2 separate regions of the Homo sapiens genome follow, and region 1 is linked to region 2. Evidence: chromatin loops called from intact Hi-C (ENCODE). Cell type or tissue: Caco-2. All regions are shown on one strand. Links, peaks and the distances in the headings refer to the core of each region. The heading gives the core; the rest is flanking DNA. Region 1 has its middle 150 kb from the start of CHRM3. Region 2 has its middle 24 kb from the start of CHRM3.

What was found. Hi-C counts contacts between places; a loop is a spot of excess contacts. Peaks named below come from ENCODE experiments on the same cell type or tissue, not always from the same donor. Only the 100,000 strongest peaks of a DNase experiment are listed, where the experiment ranks them.
Region 1: it touches region 2 in a loop (12-fold over the local background); 1 of 110 quality-filtered maps calls a loop at or near these places.

The regions. Positions count from the first base shown.
Region 1 is chr1:239,230,083-239,238,432 of GRCh38, reverse strand. No RefSeq gene overlaps it. Among named protein-coding and RNA genes, the nearest start is that of CHRM3, 150 kb to the left of the region's middle. In Caco-2, for the core only: no CTCF peak of the experiment used is centred there; no DNase peak of the experiment used is centred there.
Region 2 is chr1:239,358,412-239,366,761 of GRCh38, reverse strand. No RefSeq gene overlaps it. Among named protein-coding and RNA genes, the nearest start is that of CHRM3, 24 kb to the left of the region's middle. In Caco-2, for the core only: no CTCF peak of the experiment used is centred there; a DNase peak (open chromatin) is centred at 3,531.

The sequences.
Region 1 (8,350 bases), core at 148-8,147, 130 kb after region 2:
ACCAGTCCTTTTAATTTTAGCTATTCAAATAGATGTGACATAGTGTTGTAGGACTTTTCCTTCATTCAGCTAAAGAAGGCGTCCTTGTCACACAACCACGAAAAATCAGGCTCGCAGACCATTTGAAGGGTGAGAAAAATGGAATTTATTGGGTAAAAAGGAAAAAAGAAGGAAAAGAGGGACTCTCAGAAGAGCAAAAGTTCTGCTAGTATATATGCTTCCGGCCTTGTAGATTGAATTCCTCGTTCCATCCCGGAAGAAGACAGGCCAGGTTCCGCCCCTGTGCAATCTGCGCGAACTTCCCGAGGCTCCACCTAGTGCCCATTCCTCCCAGTGCCCAGGCCGGTCAGAGGTTCTCCAGGGACCTATTTTTACTTGGCTGTCTCGGTATTATCTCACTGTGATTTTTATTTGTATTTTTCTACTGACAAATAATGATAAGCATCTTTTCATGTGCTTAGTTGCCATGATTATACTTCTTGGATAATGTATCTGTTCAAATATTTTGACCATTTAAAAATTTGAGTTGTTTTCTTCCTTCTGAATTTTAGGACTTCTTTATATGTTCTGGATACAAAAGTTCCTTATCAGATATATGAATTACAGAAATGTTCTCACTATCTGTGACTTTGCTTTTTATTTCCTTAGCAGTATCATTCAAAGAGCAAATTTGTTTAATTTTGATTTCATCCAGTTTATCAATTTGTACTTTTATAGTTTGTAGTTTTGGTGTTATATCTAAGAATTCTTTGCATAACCCAAGATTATGTAGATTTTTACTTGTTTTCTTTTAGAAGTTTTGTAATTTTAGGTTTTATACTTAGCTTTGTGATCTATTTTGAGTTTTTTTTGTGTATGTTGCTCGGTATAAATTGAAGTTATTAAATTGTGTGTGTGTGTGTATGTATGGATCCAAGATTTCCAGCAACATTACCTGAAAACATTGTTTTTCCTCCACTGAGTTGCCTTTGACCCTTGTCCAAAAAATTATTGATATATATGTGGGGTTCATTTCTGGACTTACTTTATTAATCTCTTTCAATACAAATGCCACATTGTCTTGGTAATATAGGATTATTGTAAGTCCACATGAATTTTAGAATGAGCTTCTTAAATTTTCCAAAAAATGCCTACTAAGATTTTGATTGAGTTATGTAGAATCTATGGAACATTCGTCATGTTAAAATTATTAAATCCTTTGGCCATGAATACACCTGTCCTTTATGTAGGTCTTTAATTCATCTTAGCAATGTCATGTGGTTTCCACTATATAGGCATTGCATCCCTTTTGGCAGATTTAACCCTGAGTTCTTTCAATATTACTTTTCAAAATTTCCACTTTTGTTTTTTTATTGTTATCGCCTAGAAAGAAAATAGGTTTTGGTATTTTGAACTTGTACCTTACAACAGGCTAAACTGTGCCTATTGGTTTACCTTCTAAGTTTAAGAGCACCCACAAGGAGAAGTAATCTTTAGTCTACCTTATCATAGCTGCAGCTGGAGAGGAAAGAAACACAAACTGCTAAAAGGAAGAACACTCAGCGCTGCTTTGATCTTCACCCCTAAAACCCCTGCCCTTGGCATAGCTTTCAGAATGTCAGTTCTCCCTTGATCAACCTAGAACATTTTGCTCTGAATAAGGAATGAATGAGTTCTCCCAGGAGGTGACCAGCTCACCTACAATCCAGCATCTGAATTTCTCATTTGTTTTTAACTTATTGTTTTGAGATTAACTTTTTTAAAGAGTATATTATTAGAAATTATTGCTTTAGGCTGGGCGCGGTGGCTCAGCCCTGTAATCCCAGCACTATGGGAGGCCCAGGCGGGCAGATCACAAAGTCAGGAGATCAAGATCACCCTGGTTAACATGGTGAAACCCCATCTCTACTAAAAATACAAAAAAATTAGCTGGGTGTGGTGGCATTCGCCTGTAGTCCCAGCTACTCAGGAGGCTGAGGCAGGAGAATCGCTTGAACCCAGGAGGCAGAGGTTGCAGTGAACTGAGATCGCACAACTGCATTCCAGCCTGGGCAACAGAGCAATACTCTGTCTCAAAAAAAAGAAAATAAATAAATAGAAATTATTGCTTTAGAATTTGTCACCAGTGTTGTTTAATCATTCACTCACCCTAGATCTACATCCTGCTGCTGCAAAAAATTTATCCACATGAAAGTCATTAAAACTTCTGCTCCTTAGGCTAAAAATACTTAATTATCTGAGTCACTTGTTCAAATCCATGAACAAATGGACAGATGATAATTTCTGAAGTTGTTTATATCATAAAATATAAAAATATTGTGCACTAACATCTATTAAAATATTTTGTTAAAAATCATGCATTTACATTTAAAGTATTAAGTAGATATTTAGAATACATTATAAAATATAAACCAACTTAGAATGTATGAAATAAACATTCAAAAGTTTAAGATAGATTAAACTGAAAAAATATATAAATAGTTGAGGGCGAAGAGCTGTCAGAGGTGTGCGAATCAGAGCAACTCCATCTTAAATAGGATCTGGGTAAAATGAGGCTGAGACCTACCGGGCTGCATTCCTAGATGGTTAAGGCATTCTAAGTCACAGGATGAGATAGGAGGTCAGCACAAAATACAGATCATAAAGACTTTGCTGATAAAACAGGTTTCAGTAAGGAGCCTGCCAAAACCCACCAAAACCAAAATGGCGACAAGAGTGACCTTTGATTGTCCTCACTACTATACTCCCACCAGCACCATCACAGAGCACAAATGCCATGGCAATGTTGGGAAGTTACCCTATATGGTCTAAAACAGGGAGGCAGAGGCATGAATAATCCACCCCTTATTTTAGCATATCATCAAAAATAACCAAAAAAAATGGGCAACCAGCAGCCCTCAGGGCTGCTCTCTCTATGGAGTGGCCATTCTCTTACTCCTTTACTTTCTTAATAAACTTGCTTTCACTTTGCACTGCTGACTTGTCCTGAATTCTTTCTTGAGCAAGATCCAAGAACCTTCTCTTGGGGTCTGGATCAGGACCCCTTTCCTGTAACAGAAATATAAATGGAATTATTCTATGCTTAATGAGAATTTCATGGCTAATCTTCATTACATTTCCTTTTTTCTCTATAGCTTGTATTTTTTTTAAAAAAAAATTTCCACCAAGAGAACAGTTGCTTTTATTGTTTGCTTAAAAATGAAAAAAATCACCTACAAAACACCAGCTTTATTTGCTGCTTTTGCAGCAAGGAAGACAGGTAAACCTTCGTTAAGTAAGAAAGTAATCGAAATTCAGATTTCTAAATTCACAGAGATGAAAACTGAGAGTCACTTCAAGGGCAGAATCTCTGCTAACGCCAATTAGAGCCTCTTTGGAAGACTAAAATTTTGAGGAAGTTTTTCACCAGTGCTGAGTCCAGGCACAAAATCTTTCTCATTCAGATTCTCTTAGTAATGAATCTTAAATCTTTTGTTTAATTTCTACTACAGTAATAATTATGGCTAGGAAGTCTAGGCCCTGAACAAAAATAATAACACATCTTCTAACTCTGTGGATTGAAAAAATAAAATAAAAACATAGAGCTACTTTTGTACAAAAGTAGTTCTACCATTTATTAACCATGTGTTCTTGGGCATGATTTTTGTCCTTGTTGAGGATCAATTATATCATCAGTAAAAACTGATTCTAAAGGAACTTGTTTGAAAATCACTTACGTGAAATCATTTTAAAAATGCCTATTAACTGCACAATTTAGTGTCAGACAAATAGTAAGTGCTTGATAAATGTTATTTGTTTGTTTGTATATATGCTACACATAAATGTTACCTAGACAACCTGGAGCAAAGCAGAATAGTCATTATCTTAGCTCTACAAAAAGTGTTTGAAAATAGTTATACAACCATAAGCCAGGAATCTAAAGTCATTTGGATGAACCCAGGGGAGTGGGCTCATAGACAGTTCTTGTACAATCTATTGAGTCAGCTTTTTGTCTCAGCTTTCTGATTTGCATTTGGTTTATCTTTCAATGACTGGAGTTCTGGAATGAGCCTTAGGCCAGTACTCCTTACACTTTAAGGTGCACACAGTTTACATTAAGATGCAATGGGGCCTAAGTTTCTGCATTTCTTAAAATGTCTATGTGAAGCCAATGCTGCTGATTCGTAGGCCACACTTTGAGTGGCAAGACTGCCCAGACAATTGAAATACCCCGTGTCTGTACTGTCTACTGTGTCAGCCACAGGGCACTTAAATGTGGTAAGTGCAACCAAGGGACTGCATCTTTAATTTTATTTATTTTTAAGGCATTTAAATTTAAATAGCCACCTATAGCTAATGGCTACTGTCTTAAATAGTATCCCTGTGAATAACATGGCTGACACTCTGATATTCTGTATATTCTTTTCCAACTTTCCCTTTGTAGCCCTCGGCTCAGGGTGGGCTCTGTTCTGAAACAAACCCCCATTGTTACTCACTTTACTTGAAGGATTGTCACAGTCCAGAGATTTCTGGTTCTTTCTTTCATCTAAAGAATCAGAGCTCTTAGAATATAACCAGGGCAGGTACGAGGCCATCCAATTGGCTGCCAATTCTAGAATTCCTCTGAGCTCTCTGGATTTCACAATCTGACTTTGTGACTTCCTGTTAAGGGTTGCTCAAGGGTCATTATCCCTTGAAGCTGGGTTAGTCTGAAATTCTACTGTAGGGCATTTCTGCGTTTCTTTGCTTGGCAAATTCACTGCTTTGTTTATTTTACATCCAAATTACACTTGTGCTTCTGTCTTCCTTTACCTAACAATTCACAGTTTTTACATCAAGGTGCTTTGTTTGGAAGGAAGATGAAATTGATCACAGAGGAATTATACAATCTGAAGGATTATAATTTTATATTAAACTCATTAATTTTACCCCCATCACCAAAGCAGCATAAAAACAAATTCTTATAATTGTGAACCCCAAATATCTAAGATCAGTCTCAATCAATTTAGAAAGTTTATCTTCCCAATGACACAGCCTCAGGAGGTTCTGATGACATGTCTCCAATGTGATCGGGGTACAGCTTGCTTTTACACATTTTAGGGAAACATGAGACATAAAGGAATATATGTAATGTGTACATTGGTTAGGTCCAGAAAGGAGGGACAAAAGGTTGGATTCTTTTGAGTCCTGATCAGCCTTTCACTGAATACTCAATTTAGTCTAGCTCAGTGAATCTGCATTTCTACATAAACAATAGGGTAGAGGAAGCAATTAGATATGCATTTGTCTCAGGTGAGCAGAGAAATAACTTTCTGTCCTGCACCTGTAAAGATAAGCTATCAGTTTACATTGCGGGCGAAATTCAACAGAACTGGCTTAGGGTAAAGATCTTCAGGCCCTCAAGGAATTTCCTTGAGGGCAAATTGTGAAGGAGGTCTGTAGCTTTTTTTTATCTTTGTAGCTATCTTATTTAGGGATAAAATGGGAGGCAGGTTTACCTGACATAGCTCCCTGCTTGACTTTCCTCTTGGTTTACTGATTTTGGGGTCCCAGATTTATTTTCCTTTTACGTATTTATATGGCATTTTATACTTTTGCTTATTTTTATTTCATTGGAGTTTTGCCTCTATTCAAAGGCATCATTCATCCTTTCAAAGAAGGTGCCTATTAGTTTACCTTTCCTCATTGCTTCTTTACTCTTGAATTCCAAGGTATACAACACTCTGAAGATGTGACAATACCACATTAAACTCTAAGAAAATTTGACGTATATGCATATCCAGATTCAACACAATTAAATTAATATTCTATATATATTATTATATGAAATATATGAATAGGTATGAATAATATATAGATTTCATATATATACTATGTATGTAGTATATAGTCTATATACTATATACTTATATATAGTATATAGATTTCATATATATACTACTCCAGTACTGCTCCTATATATGAGTATTTATATATGAAATTAACATATATCAAATTTCATATTAATTTCATATATAATTAATATTTTAATTAATATATATCATAAATTTCATATTAATTTCATATATAAATACTCATATACAGGAGCAGTACTGGAATACTACAGTTAACTTAGCAAATATTAAATGTGAAGCAATTATTAAAATAAATCTTTGTTTAGGACAAATATCTGTTTGTCAAGATTCTAGGTCACATTACCTAAGTCAGCTTTCCCAGTTCAAATGGTCTGAGTGTGATCTAGGCTTTAGTTGTAAAAGATATTTCTTCTGCTGTTGTTGAAGTTATGTAGTGATTTAATAAGTTTCTTTTTTTAAATCAAATAAGTTATCAAGATATTTACTTTCCTAGTTTTTATTTTGCCTTTGAAATGGGAATTACCTTATACAAATACAGCATAAATACATATAGATTCTCTTTTTAATATGAATGGGAGAACATGTCAAGCTCAGGTGTGATTATTAATAGCATTGCACTTTGATCATATTTCATACACTTGTTTCCAAAACATTTCTGGAAATTGTTCTCCTGTTAATGAATGAAATGCCCTGGAACAAACATTTAAGAAAAGGGTAGAAAAAACTGAATTTGGTTTAGCCTGAGAAAACTAAGAATTAAAGGAAGTGTTGAAAACCAATAGAGACCATAACATTTCAAGAGAACAAGGCTAGAAAGTGCTGATGGGGAGATACGGGAAAGGAAAAACAGTGTAATAGCTTGTGAGGGGTCAGATAATTTGCCATTATAATTTTAGGAATAAAAGAATGCAATTAGAAACCAAGAGTCATCTTGTGCATTCTAAAGGTGGAAGCCACAAATCTCCTCATGCAAATGTAATAGCATTGAAGTTTCTTAGCGCTGACCTGTCTTTTACAGAGAAGAAAACTATGGTGGGGTGATACACTGATTTTCTTACTAAACTCCCCAGTGAATGGCAGAGCCAGAGGATGAGCTCTGGTCTCTGATTCACTGATATTCATTACAGGCGTCGCTGGGAGAAAACTAGTTAGCATCCTCCTAAGGTTCACTCCAACACTTGTGACCTGGGAGCCATTTCCTGTTGTTTCCTACACTGTGTTCTTCCTGTTGGTCTGAAATGTCATCTGCATTGTCATCCATCTACAGAGTATCTCATGGGTTTGTTTGCCCTCTTCAGTCTACTGGCTCATCACATTCTTTCTGTCTCTGCACACTTCATACTGGTTTGATACAAATATCAATTTTTTCATGACCTACCTACCCATTTTTTTCTTAATTTAGAAATACTTCTAGCATGCAGAAAAGTAATGACAAAAACCACAATTACTTTTGCACTAACCTAATATCATACACAATCATATAGCGACCCATTTAAAAAAAAAACAAAAAACTTACTTAGATTGCTACTTTAGCTTCAGAGCACTCATAGATTCAGTTAATGTACCCTATCCTCAGCAAAATTCCATTTCCTTCTTTCGCTTCTCAATTAACTTTAATTCTGAATTTGATGTTTATCATGCCAAGCCTGTTTCTATACTTTCAACAAATTCACACGTATCTAGAAACAATGCCTCATATTGCTATGACTAGTAAATGTCAACGGATGTCTGCAAGACAAACTCCCAACAGTTTCTTCAGTACTTCAATCCTGGATTAAAGAAGTTTCAGCCTTACTACATATGCCTAATTGTTCTCCAAAGCAGCTGGACAAATTTATACTCTTGGACCCAACATAAAACTATCCCCTTGGCCTACATCATTTACAATACTTGGTATTGCAAGACTTTTATATCTTTACCCATTTCCTATGGTGCTGAAATGACGGCTGACTTTTACTTTACTTTCGATTTCTCGAATTATAATTTCTCTAGTTTCCAGTGAGGTTTTTCTCATGCACATTAGCCCCTTGGGTTTATATTTCTATAGATCATCTCTTCATATCATTTACCTACTGGGTTTCATTGGATTGTTGGTTTGTTTTTTAATTGATTTAATATTTTACTTGATTAGTTTTATATTTTTAAAGGTTAATATTTAAATTAATATTTTATGGGTTTTATATCCATATTCTTCTACTCATATTTTCTTAGTTTTATATCTGTGTTCTTCTACACTTCTAATTATATGCTAAATATGTGCTAAATTTTCTGTGAATGTATCTCATATTCTCCCAAATTCTCCAATGGGACTCTAATACTCTTCTAATGAAGTAATCTATTGATTCCATTTTAAAAGTTTGGCTTTTATTCCCCTTGTGGGGAGACTATGTTCTTCTGGTCTTACCTGGACTGATTGTTTTCTAGCTCAAGGACACATCTCTTCTCTGTCTTTGCCTGCCATTCACATCCTGGGATGTCTCCTTGCTTGATTCCTGTGTTGGATCCTCTCTTTATTGGATTCTATGTTATCTTCCTGA
Region 2 (8,350 bases), core at 160-8,159:
TACCATTTCTAGATCTTAAATACGCAAATTCAAACAAGATGATATTCATTCTCTACTACTTTGATTAATATTCAGAATAAAATTTAATACCCAGCATGGATATGGCAATATAAAACATGTTGAATACAGTATTGTTATTAATTTGGAATATCTGAAGGGCAATATTTTCTATAATCTTGCTTGTTAAAAAGAATGTCATTGTTAAAATTGAATTTAATGGATTTCTGGTATAAGAAGACAATTTAGCAAAGTTTCTGCCCCCACCAGGAAGCAGAAACACTGATTTCATCTGTTATTAAATTAGGAGTTATCTATAATTCTGAATCTAAATATACAAAGGTGCAAAGATGTATGAATGATAAATTACTTAATAAGTTAGAGAAACTTCAAATACACACACACATGCACACACACACACATACACACATATGTACCTATAAAGGGAGTTATCAGTGAGAAGAAAGCTGTTCTTTAGAATTCATGTAAGGACACTTTAATCTGTTCTCTTATAGAAATTCTTTTGACTTGTGAAGGTGAGGAACCAGGACTATAGGAAGAAGTGTGTTTGGAGATGGGACGTAAGCTTGGGGTAATTGGGAAGTTTACATTAAGAGCAACTAGATGTTCAGGACCACCTCCCCCTCCCCAGAAGTCAGGCATGTAAACTGGATCAAGAATTTGAGGAATCCTTAGATAGAGAAACTGAACCATCCCAGAGAGTAAGCTTGGATCATGCTTAAAAGAGTGAAGTCTACCAGTCAGAACAATCTGCCATTCACACAGAGCTTAAAAGCAAGCTTTAAATATGAACAGATAGCTTAGCATCTTAAAACTTTTGAGAAAAGCCTCTAACATGAAAAGAGAAAAAGCAACCAATGATAAACAGGGAGCTGAGAAGGAGCAGAGGCAATGTTGAAGGCAAAAACAGCTTCGAAGAAACTGCACTTAATATACTCAGAGACATAAGAAGATAGTGGACCCATTAAAGAAGAGCAGAATGCTATGAAGAAGGAATGGATATTAAAGTAAGAGCTATAGGACATGAAAAATACTGTAGCAAAACAATTTTAAACAAAAGCAAGAGTTTTCCTTTCCACAGTCAAGGAAAACTCCTAGAAGGTAGAAGATATAGGCAAACACATGGATTGTAAGAAATAAAGGTATGGCCATTTTAGGAACAATTAAGGCAATGTCCAAATAATAGAGATTCCAGAATGAGAGAAAATAGACACTAGAGAGGAGGAAATCATCAAAGCAATAATACCTATATGGTTTGGCTGTATCCCCACCCAATTCTCATCTCGAACTGTAGTTCCCATAATTACCTCCCACCAGGGATTTGGTGGGAGGTAATTGAATCATGGGAGAAGTTACCTCCATTCTGTTCTTGTGTTAGTGAATGAGTTTTCATGAGATCTGTTGGTTTTATAAGGGGCTTTTCCCCACCTTCACGCTGCAGTTCTCCTTGCTGCCACCATGTGAAGAAGGACGTGTTTGCTTCCCCTTCTGCCATGATTGTAAGTTTCCTGAGGCCTCCCCAGCCATGCTGAACTGTGAATCAATTAATTTTTTCCTTTATAAATAACGAGTCTTGGATATGTCTTTATTAGCAGTGTGGGAATGGACTAATACAGTACAAATGAAAATTCACCAAAATAGGGACATGAGTCTGCAGATTGAAGGGAATCTGTGGGTGTTCAGAATAATGAATTAAACAAAAGACTTAACCAAGTCACATTTTGGGAGGATTCAAAATATTAGATCATGAAAGTTCCAAGAGTTAAAGGACAGGTCTTATGCAAAGGATCACAGCTAAAATGGGCACCAAACTTTTCTGTAACAGCATTTGAAACTAGAACACACCAGATTAATGAATTTAAAATTGTGTGTCCAAGTGTTACAAATTTGGGGGTGTAGCTCAGTGGCAGAGCGTTTGACTGCACAAATGTGAAAAGTTGGTATGAGAGGGGGTTTGCAAACACACACACACACACACACACACACACACACACACACACACACACACAGGGGAAGGTGGGGAGAAAAATACCCTCCTATATCTGTACTCATCTACTCAGTCTTATCTTCAGATGTAGTAGGAGAAGCATCAGAACCTTATCAAAGGCCAATCCTGCATTTGAGGTCTGAATCCCATTCCAATTAGTTTACTCTAGAACCCTTTGTCTACAATGATTCTGTTTCTCTACTGCATCATTTTTCTTCCGCTTTACTGAATAATCCCCCTTAGCACACAGATAAGCTCTAATCAGTCTTAAATTCAAAAAACTTACAGTGTGTCTCCAGCTCTTATTCCCTTTATCTGCCCACAGCAAATCTTCAAAGATCTGCTAAGTTCTATTTTTTTATTTCCAATTTTATTAGCTCCCATTTACTCTTCAATATACTTTAGTTGGACTGGCATTGCTACCACCATCACAAATTGCTCTTATCAAGATTATCAACTATCTCCATATTGCCAGATGCGATGACCAGGTCTCTGTTCACATCTTCCTTGCCTGCTGAACAGTACTTGACATCGTAAACCGCTCTCTGGTCTTTGAAACAAGTTATTTGGTTGACTTCTGCGATACCACCAAGCACTTACTTTCTCGCAATTACTAGGTTCCTCTTTCTTGGTCTATTTCTCCTCCTCTGCATGACTTCCCTATTGAAGAGCTTACTCAGATGTTCAACAGACATCTCAACATATTTCCAAAATAGTACCCTTGTTTCTCCTGCTCTCAAGTACACTCCCATCCCAGTCTTCTCCATCCCATAGAATGGCCCCCAACCATCCATTTACTCATAATGACAACTAAAATCATCCCTGTTTTCTATATCTCAGGTTGCAGTGAGTCGTGATTACACCACTGCACTCCAGCCTGGGTGACGGGAGTGAGGCCCTGTCTTAAAACAGCAACAACAACAAAACAACCAAAAAACGGTAATTCATATTGTAACGCCTCTTTAGAATCTTTTAAATATTTCTCATTCTGCTTAAACCGAGACTTCTGACTATGACATACAAGGCTTTAAGTTAAGCCACATACATAATGTAACATTTTCTAATAAGCACTTTAGAAAAAGTAAAACAAGTGAATTAATAGTAATAATATTTTAATTTAATCCAATGTATCTCTAAATTATCATTACAATACATAATCCATATAAAATTATTAATGAGATATACTGTATACTTTCTTTATACTAGATCTTCAGAATCCAGTCTACATTTGTGTTTGACACCCGGAGTGCACCTCAATTCAGAGTAGCTTGACTTCAGGTGCTCAGTAGCTACATGTGCCCAGTGGATCCTGTATTGGACAGTACAGCTATATGTGGCTTAGGCCTTAATACTTCTCCCACCTCAGCTATCGGTCTCCATATTTTTTATCATACTCTAATCAAACTGACTTTCCTTCTAATCCTCAAGTATGCCAAGCTTATTCCCACCCTAGGTCTTTGCACAATCATTGCCTCTGTATAGATTTCAATTCCCCAGAGCATCTCACGAGTGGCTCCTTCTTATCATTCAGGTATCAGCTCAAATGCAACATGTTTGCAAAGGCCTCACCTTACTCTTCAATGTAAAGTAGCATTCCTTCCCCTAGGACATCTGAGTCCCATTAATCATGTTTGACATTTTCATGGAACTTATGTGTTTCATTTTTACCTGCACCATTATAATGCTATCTTGAGTATGTGGGCTTTATGTAGCTTGTTTGCAGAGCTTAGAATAGTTCCTGGAATATTTGCTGAATGAATGAATGAAATAATAAATGAAAGAATGCAGAGATAGTCATTAAAATGTTAACAGTAGTAATACAAAGAGTAGAATGTATTTCATTGCATTGGAATTTATAAAACACAATAACAATAAAAGGTTTTGTAATAAACTAACAAAAATACTGTGAAAAGACTGTTGTTGGGTTATGTGAACAGTCAACAGTATCAAAAAGATACCCTTGCTGGTGAAGTGAATGCAGTTCCCTCCAAACAAGAGATGTAACTAATTTGTAATATACATTCAATGGAATGTTTTTACGCTTGATCCTGAGCTAACCAAGAGTATAGTTTATCCCAAAGGTTGCAGTGGATGGATATTGCTTATTACTTGACTCTATTCTTCTTGACATTTGGCATGGGACCAAATTATAGCACTCACGTGTGTGTGTGTGTGTGTGTGTGTGTGTGTGGGTTGCATACACAATTTCTTTAGGAGGTATGGTAGAAAGTACTTGAGGTTACAAATAGCCTTTGCTTTAACCCTAACTTTGTACCTGAATATGGTGATATCCAAATGTTTGATTGTTCCAGGCTAATAGTTGTCATTTCCCAATCTGGGAAGATTGGAAGATTCTTGAAAGCATGTATTCTTATTCTGGCAGCCCAGGAATCTGCATTTCTAAAAGTTCATTCCAGGAGACTCTGCTGTCCTTAGTTGTGGAACATTGCCTAAAGTCAATGATCCATTCCCTTTTGCAGTGCAAGTTCTCCTGAGGAGAATACAGTGAACTACTGTGAGCTACTAACCACTTAGAGGATGATATTTTCAGATCTTTTCTAATTGGCAGCTTGCTGAAAGCAGAGTGTAAAGAGAAAACGTTAAAGATTTTTGTAGAATTCAAGAGATGCCTGGAGAAAGAGTCTGTTATAATGGAATTCCTGGAGTGCTAGGGCTCAGGTAGCATTAGAAGACAGGACATGACCAGCCTGCACGAAGATGGAAAGACACTGAAGAGAAGCAGTGCCCACTGCACAATTTTACCAAAACGTGTAATTAAACTGGGAGAAAAAAAAAAAACCTTAGACATAAACACACATTCAAATTCAAAGAAGAATGAAGAAAAATATTAGTAGTTTGGAGCATAGACTTACAGGTAGCACAATCCCTAGACCCCTGATAAAAACTGGTTTTAGAGACTTACATAGCTGAGATGCAAAAAGATGAATTGTTGGGCATGTAACTCCAGCAGCTAACAGTGCTGAGAAATGAAGCTTGAATCAGGGCTCGTAAGGACTCTGAGTCACCTGGCTATTAGCCTAAAGTGGAATCAAGAAACTATTCTGTCTTGTCTTTCCCTCTAAGCTTTAGATTTAGTGAGCCAGTTTACACCTACTGCAGATGAATCATCCTTCTAAATGACCCTGCTAAATCATATGCAGTTAATTATAAAGATTTTAGTGCTATGTTTTGTGCGTGGGTTGCAGAATACCATTGCCAGACCACATCCTCAATAAAACCTTGAACTGCCATCACGCCACGAATAAAAGAGTGAATTCTTCATTCCCCATAGCTTCAGAGGGGGAAAAAAGTGATAGACTCTCATATCAGGATGCAGCTCTGCTCCAGCCCTGCATCTTTCTCTGTACACAGCTAACCCAGACCTCCATGCGGGTCTCTTATGTATTGTTACTTGGATAATTTGTATCTTTGTAGATGAGTGTGTTCATGGAAATAGCATAAATATCCCGTTAAAAGGTAAGTAAATCTAATATCAGCAAAACAGCATTGTATGGGGGGAAATATGGGTCTGTGTGGCCAGATGATTTGAAGAGCAAATTATTATTTTAAGTAACACATTCATTAACCAAGAGAGCCAAGCAAAGGCGTGCAGTGTCTTCAGCATTTGTTCCAGAATAGAAACGATTCTCTTTTTCCATATCATAGGGAATAAATGTTATCAGAGTACAGGCTTTTCAGTATGACATATCTGAAAGTTCTGATTAGCTTTAAAAAAAGTAATATTTGTGTTTAAAAAATAACTGCTGGTCATAAATTACTTTCCAAATCAAGAATTCACATTACATATATCAGATTTGCAATTATTTCAATTTACATTTATCAAAATGTACTACTGCATTAACTTAATGGGGGAAAAAATGCTTTTTATGCTATTTCCTAGGCAGGAAACATTTTAACCTGGCTTAGTGCATGTTTTTTAAAAGCCTTTTTAATGCAAAAATAAGTGTATTTTTTCCCACTTAACTATAGTCTAAAATCTAGAGTTTTAACAGCAATCACAAACATTTCTTAATTATGGGAAGGAAACGTATGAAGTTATAAGCCAATAAAGCCAATTTTAAGATATTTATGTGAAAGAAGCAACATAAAATATATTAAAATTCTAATACTTTACTGGTCATAGAACAGAATGTAAACTGCAGAACTTTTCTCCCAGAATTGCTGAATTTTTAGTGTACCCTCAAATTTATTTTAGTTGAATTTTAAAAATTTACTTATTACATGTTTTGCAGAAAATAGTGCATTTCAATGTGACATGATTTAATAATATATAGGGACAAAGAGAAAAAATCCTCTATCTCATCAACCCTCAAAGGCTACATAATACTCATTTGTTTGATGAAGAATTTGTTTGAACAAACCCCAAAGTGTTAACTAGTTCTCACCCAACTATTAGCCTTTACAATCAATGTTATAATCAAAACTTTTGTTCAGGTATTGTTGACACTTATCTGAGTAGTCCAAAAAGTTTCTACTACTTTCTAGTGCCATTAAGAATAATATTTCTAAATACCATCTTTTCTCCCACTTCTCAATAAACAGGTCAATAAATAAACACATATAAACTTCTGTATTATTATTATTATTTAATTGCTAGTCAAAGTGAATGTTTTCATGTATTTATTATTCATATTTATTAGCTATTAATTTATTAGCTCATTCTTTAGCCTATTTTAAAAAAAATACAAATATATTTTTTGAACTTCAAGTGCATTGAGTTGAGCTAATTATACTCATCATCACGAAAGAACGTAATTATCAGTGATCTCTGAAAAGTCCAATCCTGTTTTGTTCTTTGTTTCTTGTTTATATTTGTTGATACATCCATGTCCCCCCTTCCATCTCTCATCTCCCCCTACACAATTCCCTGTACATTTTAAACTACTTACTGTACAGTTTTTGTTCGCATGTGTTCTTGTACATATGTTGTTCTTTTGCACACACACGTACTTAGCTCACTTAAATGGCTATGTTTAGAACTTATTCTATTTTATAATTTTCTCATTTATCACAATGCTTTGTAAAATATTAATCCATATTGCTTGGTGTATATCTAGTAATTGTTTCTTCTAACGTTTGCAAAATATTACATGCTATTTACTCATCATAATTTCCATTTCTAATATCCCGGGGATGAGCACCCAGATTCACCCTAACAGTCCATTTGTGCAAAAAATATAGTAATCTTTGGTAAATTAAACCCAGGAATGAATGTAATTGCTGTGCTATTGGGTAGACTTACACATTTTTGATTGGGCACAGCTTGATATGTTGCAAAATTTCTTTTATTTTGTGATTTATATATGTGTGTATGTATTATGTAATCAAATCTATCAATTTGTTCATAATTCTTTCTGGCCTTGGCATCACAGTTAGAAAGCCCTCCCAATTCATTAAACATTCATCATTTGCCTATGTGATTTATTTTATTAAATTTATAACTGTCTCAATTTAAAATTTATTTTGCTAAAAAGAGAAGGTGTGGATTTCACGTAATCTTTTTCACGTTTAACCAATGTATCAACTTGATTCATTGAATAAACATTTCTTGCTGCACAGAATTGAAATATTAGATTGGTGTAAAAGCATTACTTTTAAAAGCAATTAAAAGCAATGGCAAAAACCACAATTGATTTTGCACCGACCAAATAAACTCATTTAACTCTGAATTCTATTTAAATCTTCTCTGGACTTGCTATTCACATTTATTAATCATTTTATTCTCATGCATATATAATACTTTTCAATAAACTTAGAGTTATTATATGGTTTATTGTCTAGTTAATCAGGATAAATTTTTCTTAACTAAACTTTAGAAATAGTACCTGTTTCTCTTTTTTTTTTGAGAGGAGATCTCACTCTATCACCCAAGCCGGAGTGCAGTGGCATGATCATAGCTCACTGCAGTCTTGAATTCCTGGGCTCAAGTGATCCTCTTGCCTCAGCCTGCTGATTAGCTAGGGCTATGGACATACATCACCACATCTTGCTAAATTATTTTTAGTTTTTGTAGAGATGGGATATCGCTATGTTGCCCAGGCTGGTCTCAAACTTCCAGCTTCAAGCTATCATATTGCCTCAGCCTCCTAAAGTATTAGGATTACAGGCATGAGCCACTGTACCTGACCCCTGCTTCTTGTTTTAAAAAATGAAAGTACAATATGTAGAAAGAAATACTCTCCACCTCCTCCTCATAATTTCTTACTTCCCATAGCTTACTAATTGTTAACATTTTCATGTCTATACATCAATAATTTTTTTGGTCTCATATGAGCATATCTTTTTTCTGTTTAAGTTCAATTCTAATATACACACAATTCTACC